Linked DNA regions of Homo sapiens: region 2 is linked to region 1. Evidence: chromatin loops called from intact Hi-C (ENCODE). Cell type or tissue: K562. All regions are shown on one strand. Each heading gives the region's core, and the rest is flanking DNA. Links, peaks and the distances in the headings are about the cores only.

What was found. Peaks named below come from ENCODE experiments on the same cell type or tissue, not always from the same donor. Only the 100,000 strongest peaks of a DNase experiment are listed, where the experiment ranks them.
Region 2: it touches region 1 in a loop (6-fold over the local background); 7 of 110 quality-filtered maps call a loop at or near these places.

What each region holds. Positions count from the first base shown.
Region 1 is chr4:38,318,606-38,321,519 of GRCh38, reverse strand. No RefSeq gene overlaps it. Among named protein-coding and RNA genes, the nearest start is that of LINC02513, 47 kb to the left of the region's middle. RefSeq lists an enhancer at 2,590-2,914. In K562, for the core only: CTCF peaks have their summits at 1,515 (motif pointing left) and 2,528; DNase peaks (open chromatin) are centred at 1,509 and 2,509; H3K4me3 peaks cover 212 bases.
Region 2 is chr4:38,527,714-38,530,627 of GRCh38, reverse strand. No RefSeq gene overlaps it. Among named protein-coding and RNA genes, the nearest start is that of LINC01258, 6.0 kb to the right of the region's middle. RefSeq lists an enhancer at 991-1,220. In K562, for the core only: a CTCF peak has its summit at 1,371; DNase peaks (open chromatin) are centred at 747 and 1,347.

The DNA.
Region 1 (2,914 bases), core at 92-2,591:
CCCCACCTGCCCGCCACGGCCTCCCAAAGTGTTGGGATTACAGGCGTAAGCCACAATGCCCAGCCTCAAGGGCGGGTCTTTATCTTTATTTCCTATGCCTAGCACCTAGAGGGTACTAATCAATGTTAATTGTTAATTACTTGTGCTAGAGTGTTTGCAAATAAAAGGTAAATTTTCTGATGGGTTCTTGGGCCATACGAAGTGAGAACTGTACCAGAAGATTGTAAGTTCCTTATATAGATATCATTTTATATTGCAGATACATAGATACCTCTATGATGATATATACCAATGATACACAGGTATCATCTTATATTAGGGGAAATCCCGTGAGGGGTGGCGATCCAAAGATTATTGCCATCTCTCTTAGTGGGTCCACATCTTATCCATTTCCATCTCAGCTACTCTGAATACTTCTCTAACTTATTCAGAGTGAAGGGAGTTTTTACCCCAGAGCAGAATGAAAGCAGAGATGCCTAAATGGTAGTTTTACAGGAAGCTTTGGTTAACGTCTTTTCTACTGGTCTAGAAAAATACCCTAGGAAGTCACCATTTTAAACAAACAAACAAAAAAAATCACAGGAACAGGTGCATTAGAATACAAATCTCATGTGTATTTGGAACCAAGACCAACGTTTTCTGTACATAACCACCATCAAAAAAAGAATATCAGTTGTCTTCTATATCCAAATCCAAAGTGCAGGCAAACATCAGCTTTTGGTTCTTCTCTGTTTTCCTTTGAATGACACTATTGCCAGCCAGCCCTCGGGGTTCTCCACTGCTGCAGTTTTGAAACTTTTCTTTCCCAGGTTAAGAAACTAAAGTTGTAATGGAGAAAGAAATGGGAGAAAGCTACATCCCAGAGCAGAGGTGACCTGCCAGCACTCTAAAGTTATTCTAGACCTAGTACAGGCTCAAGCTTAGGACATTTGTTTCTTTTCCACCTGACTTCAAGGAGCTTGTCAAAGCGCAGCCTAAGTTAACAGGCTCTGTCAATGTGAGTACCAGAAGCCAGGCCGCCACCTGCGCTGTTCCAGAAGCCAGGGATACAATGAAAAAACACAAACGTTTCTCCCCATTTTGCTGTATACATTCCAATTCTTTCGCTAGGGACTGTACAAAATCCTGTCTTCTCTGGCAGGTTTCAGGTGGAGGTCCTGGGATGCTTGGACCCAGGACGGCCCATAGTGCGGGCCTCTGCGTCCTCTCCCCCTCACATAGGGGCAGAGGCCAGGAGGCCTGGATCCTTCCCCAGCAACCGTGTGGAGGTTTTTACTTCCTCTGATCCAGGGGACACATGTAATCTTTTTCTACAACTCCCTGAGGCTGGTTTTTCCCACCCTACAAATCAGTAAGCATAAATTTTTGCAGAGAAGCCTGGAGCCATGGGTCCTAAGCATTCAGGCAGCCAAAAAAATTAAATTTTCAACCGGAGCCGGGTAAGGACACATGGTCTCAAACGTTTCCTGCCCAATTGGAGCCGCTTTCCTCCTCTTGCACACTTGCTCCCCCTACTGCCTGACGCTGGAAGTGCAGGCCTGGCTCCGAGGCAAGCTTGAACGCCCCAGCTCGGTCCTGGGATGGCCAGGGTGAAAGCCAGCAGAGCAGAGAGGTTGCCAAAAAAAAAAAAAAAAAGCAATAGTACATCTTTCATAATTCTCCCACTGCTCTGGGGAAGGCACTAAGCTAAGTCTTTTCTTTACATTTGAAGAATAAACTCTGTAATAAAGATTGAATAAAAGTCTTCCCTGAATAAAGTTTTGCCAAATAAGTTAAAGTTAGGTCTCCCTTAAGGGTTCAATAAATGAAAAGAACTTCAGTTTTAGATTCAGACCTCGTGAAATCCCCAAGCCCCTTTGGATTTCAGACCCTTGGAACGCAGATCCAGGTTTTGCGCCTTTATGTGATGCGTGAACTTGGACATCTTATTTAATCTTTTTGAGCCTGAGTTTCTTTAACTGTAATTTGGGCATAATCATATTGTTGGTCTCATAGTGTTGCTGTAGAACGTAAATGAAAGAATGTGAATGCATGAGAAAAGACTTTTACAACATAAAAATAAATGTGAGCTGTTTCCCTTCCAATCCAACGCACACACACCCCTTTTCCATCTATCTAAGTGGAAATGGCCGTCGAGGCAACCTAAACCCCTAAAAAAGGAAGTAGGGCAAGGAAAGCCCGGTCACAAACAGGAAGTAACAGAAATGCCACTGAGAAACATTCAGGCAGAAGAAAGAAAGAAAAACAGTCCTAGGCTGTGTTTTTGAAGATCAAGTTAGATTTAGTTAATGATTTGGGGCGTTGCCAGCCCGACTTGACCCCCTAAATAGGGGGTTTTCAGAGATGGTTAGGAAATTCTTGACCTCGATTTGACCTCACGAATGGGAATTCTCACTCTGCAGTTGGTAGGTTCCTGCCTTTTTAAATGTAGGTCTCTCCTCCTTTTCCCCTGCGGCCATAGGAGGGGCCGAGCGCTCAGCCGGCTGGGAGGAGCTGGGGCTCCGCCTGCCCTCCCTCGCCGTGGGGAGCCGCCCTGCAGCGCCTCTCGGGTTACTGCCTCCCTTCCTGGCTTCACAAACTCGCCACATGGTAGGTTGGCTACTTAAGGGAATGTAAGAAAAAGCACTCAAGTGACGGCATACAAAGAAGTTTTACAGCTCTGGAGATTATGTCAGATTTTCCTTCCTAATTTCTCCTTAGAGGAGACAAAATCCTAGATTTTTTTTTTTTTTTTGAAGGAAAGGGGAAAAAAAACGCAAAACGAAAGGGAAACATATTAACATATCAGGACACATTGTGCTGTTTATTCTCTTGTTTTTCTTTTCTCATTTTTGAAAGCTCTTTCAAGAATCTTACCGCCTTTCTTGTCTTTTCCTTAATTTTGTGTGTTTTTAAGGTGGGGAAGGGAGAGGAT
Region 2 (2,914 bases), core at 198-2,697, 210 kb before region 1:
TAGATATGTATCATATATACTATGGTACACTTTCCTATTTATACTTTTCTTATACATTTAAAAAAACTACTGAATATGTACCTGTAAAACCCTTTAGTAATGCAAAGTGTATGTGTGAATTGGTGTACATGGATGTATGTGATCTATACATTCATTAAATAATGAACCACTTACTATACACCATGCCCTGTGGAAACTCAATGCTAAAAACTCATAATCCTTGTCTGCTAGGGATACTATATCAAATGGACATTGCCTTGATCATTTCTGAAAAGTCCCAAATTAGAAAAATATTGGATGTCAAAAGCATATCTTAAAGCCAGAGGCACAGAACTCAAAGGACTTTTCTCTTATAAAAATTTTATATCTTTAATACAAGTTGTCTTCCCAAAATGACTGAATGTATACTATACCTCAGATATAACTAGATTTAGTATAAGTTAATTCAGTTTACCAATACATTTATGGTTTACTTTGTGAGAAACTAGAATCCAAAAGTGAGTAAGACCTATCTCCTGCTCGCAAGCAACACATAGTCTGGTAGGTGAGGCAAACCGGTAAACACATGACTGCCAGCAGGCACAGTGGGCGCAGAGTCACTCAGGAAGGCTTCATGGAGAGTGCTGGTCACCTATGCACCAAGTACGTGGTGTTGCTAAGCGACAAACCAGGAAGCCCGGAGCACATTTCCCACTGACTGAGCTCTCGCAGTAGAAGAGGAAGGTTCTGCCTGTCCTGCTCTTCTGATCTGCTGATCAGGTGTGGAGTAGCACCAGCTTCAAGGTGGTAGGTCCATGGCCCAGAGCACAGGCTGAATGACTTGTCAAACCAGGACTTCCTGCCAACGCAATTCTGCAGGCTAACTTCCTGTTTTTGTTTTTGCTGTTTTTCTTTTTTCATCAGGAACCAGGCAGGGGAGCTTGGTTTTCTTCCACTGACACCACCATCGATTTCTTCCCTTCTTTGGCCCATTGTGCAGCTGAGAGAGGCCCAAGAAACTCATTAAGAGCTTCCCACTGCCTTCAGGATACCATGTAACCTCCCTTCAGGGCTGGGTCTCATCCACCTCTTCATCTTGCCCTCAGCCAGGCCCCATAATGTTCTCTGTGCTGCAGCCATGCCACACTCCTTGTGGTTCCTCAGACATGCCACACTCTTCAGCCTTTTCTCCAATCTCTTTTACATGCTCTTCCTTTGCCCGAAAATAATTTCCCTCCTACTCTTGGCCTGCTGAAGCCTCGTCAAGCTTCAGGCCTCAGCGTGCATGTCATTTCCTCAGGAAGGTCTTTGCTGGCCGCTACGATGAGGTAGCTCCTAGATGACCCAGCACTTCCCTTATCTGAGTCCTCATTAAACCTCATGGTGACCTTTCTTCTCCAAGCTGCAGGGGAGGGCACAGACCACATCTGACTGGCTCATCCTTGTATTTCCAGGGCCGGCCTATAATTTGGTGGATTCAGGTCCAGCTTCCTGGGTGGGGGACCTGTGGAGTTACACAGGGACTCATGCTTAGACAGGTGGCTTTAATGCTTGGCTTAATGCTGCTGTCATCTAGAAAGTTCTTTTTTCGTTTTCTTTTTTTTTTTTTTTTTGAGACAGGGTCTAGCTCTGTCGCCCAGTCTGGAGTGCAGTGGCACCATCTCGGCTCACTGCAACATCTGCCTCCCGGGTTCAAATGATTCTCTTGCCTCAGTCTCTCGAGTAGCTGGGATTACAGGTGCCCACCACCAGGCCTGGCTAATTTTTTGTATTTTTAGTAGAGACGGGGTTTCACTATGTTGGCCAGGCTGGTCTTAAACTCCTGACCTCAAGTGATCTGCCCACCTTGGCCTCCCAAAGTGCTCAGATTACTCGAGTGAGCCACTGTGCCTGGCTGCTATCTAGAAAAGTCTTAATTTTTGAACAAGAGGCCCCATATTTTCATTGTGCACTGAGCCTCACATATTATGAAACTGATACTACATGGATGAATAAATAAATCAATGGATATGTATTAATCCTTACAATATATTGAGCCAAGGAAATTAAAGCTTCTGAAGGTCTCATTTTGAACAAGATAGAATAATTTAGCAAAAGTTGCAATGTATTATGCAGATGCCTTTATGATCTATTTTGCTATTTTTCACATACTATTTGTTCATATGAGAAAAGAGAAGCTTTACCTGAAAGATATGTATTGTCTGTTCTGTGAGATGTATATCCATTAAAAATTATATTTTATTCAACTACAACCATTATGAATTTAAAAAAGAGAAAAAAGAAGTCCAGAATGACTTGCTTTGTCTTATTCATTATAACTGGAAAGAAAGGTACAACTTCTTAAGAAAGAAAAAGAAGCAGGAAAAATTTTGCAAATAATGTTACCTAGATGTCTATCTCTGTAGGATTGAATGAATATCAGCAGAAATATCTGTTTGGGTAGTAAATGCAATATTAGAAAAGAATGAATCTCAAAGGAGAAAGATGCAAGATATGGCTATTTCATTCATAAACCCAAGGATGTCATTCAAGAGAGGCCATTTCTGGGCTTTGAACTTTTAAGGCTTGCAGAGAACTTCCTGGTAAGCATTGTGAAGGCAGCCAAGGAGTGTCTTAGTTAGTTCAAGCTGCTGTAACAAAGTGCTATAGACTTTAAAATGGTAGAAATTTGCTTCTCACAGTTCTGGAGGCTGGGAATTCCAAGACCAAGGCACTAGCAGATTTGGTGATTGGTGAGGGCCCATCTCCTCACAGATGGTGCCTTCTCACTGTGTCCTCATGTGGTAGAAGGGGATATGGAACTTCCTCAGGCCTCTTTTCTAAGGGCATTAGCTCTATTCATGACAGTTCCACCCTCATGACTTAATCACCCCCCAAAGACCTCACCTTCTAATACCATCACTGTGGGGTGGGGGGTGCGGTGGGTGGGGTTAGG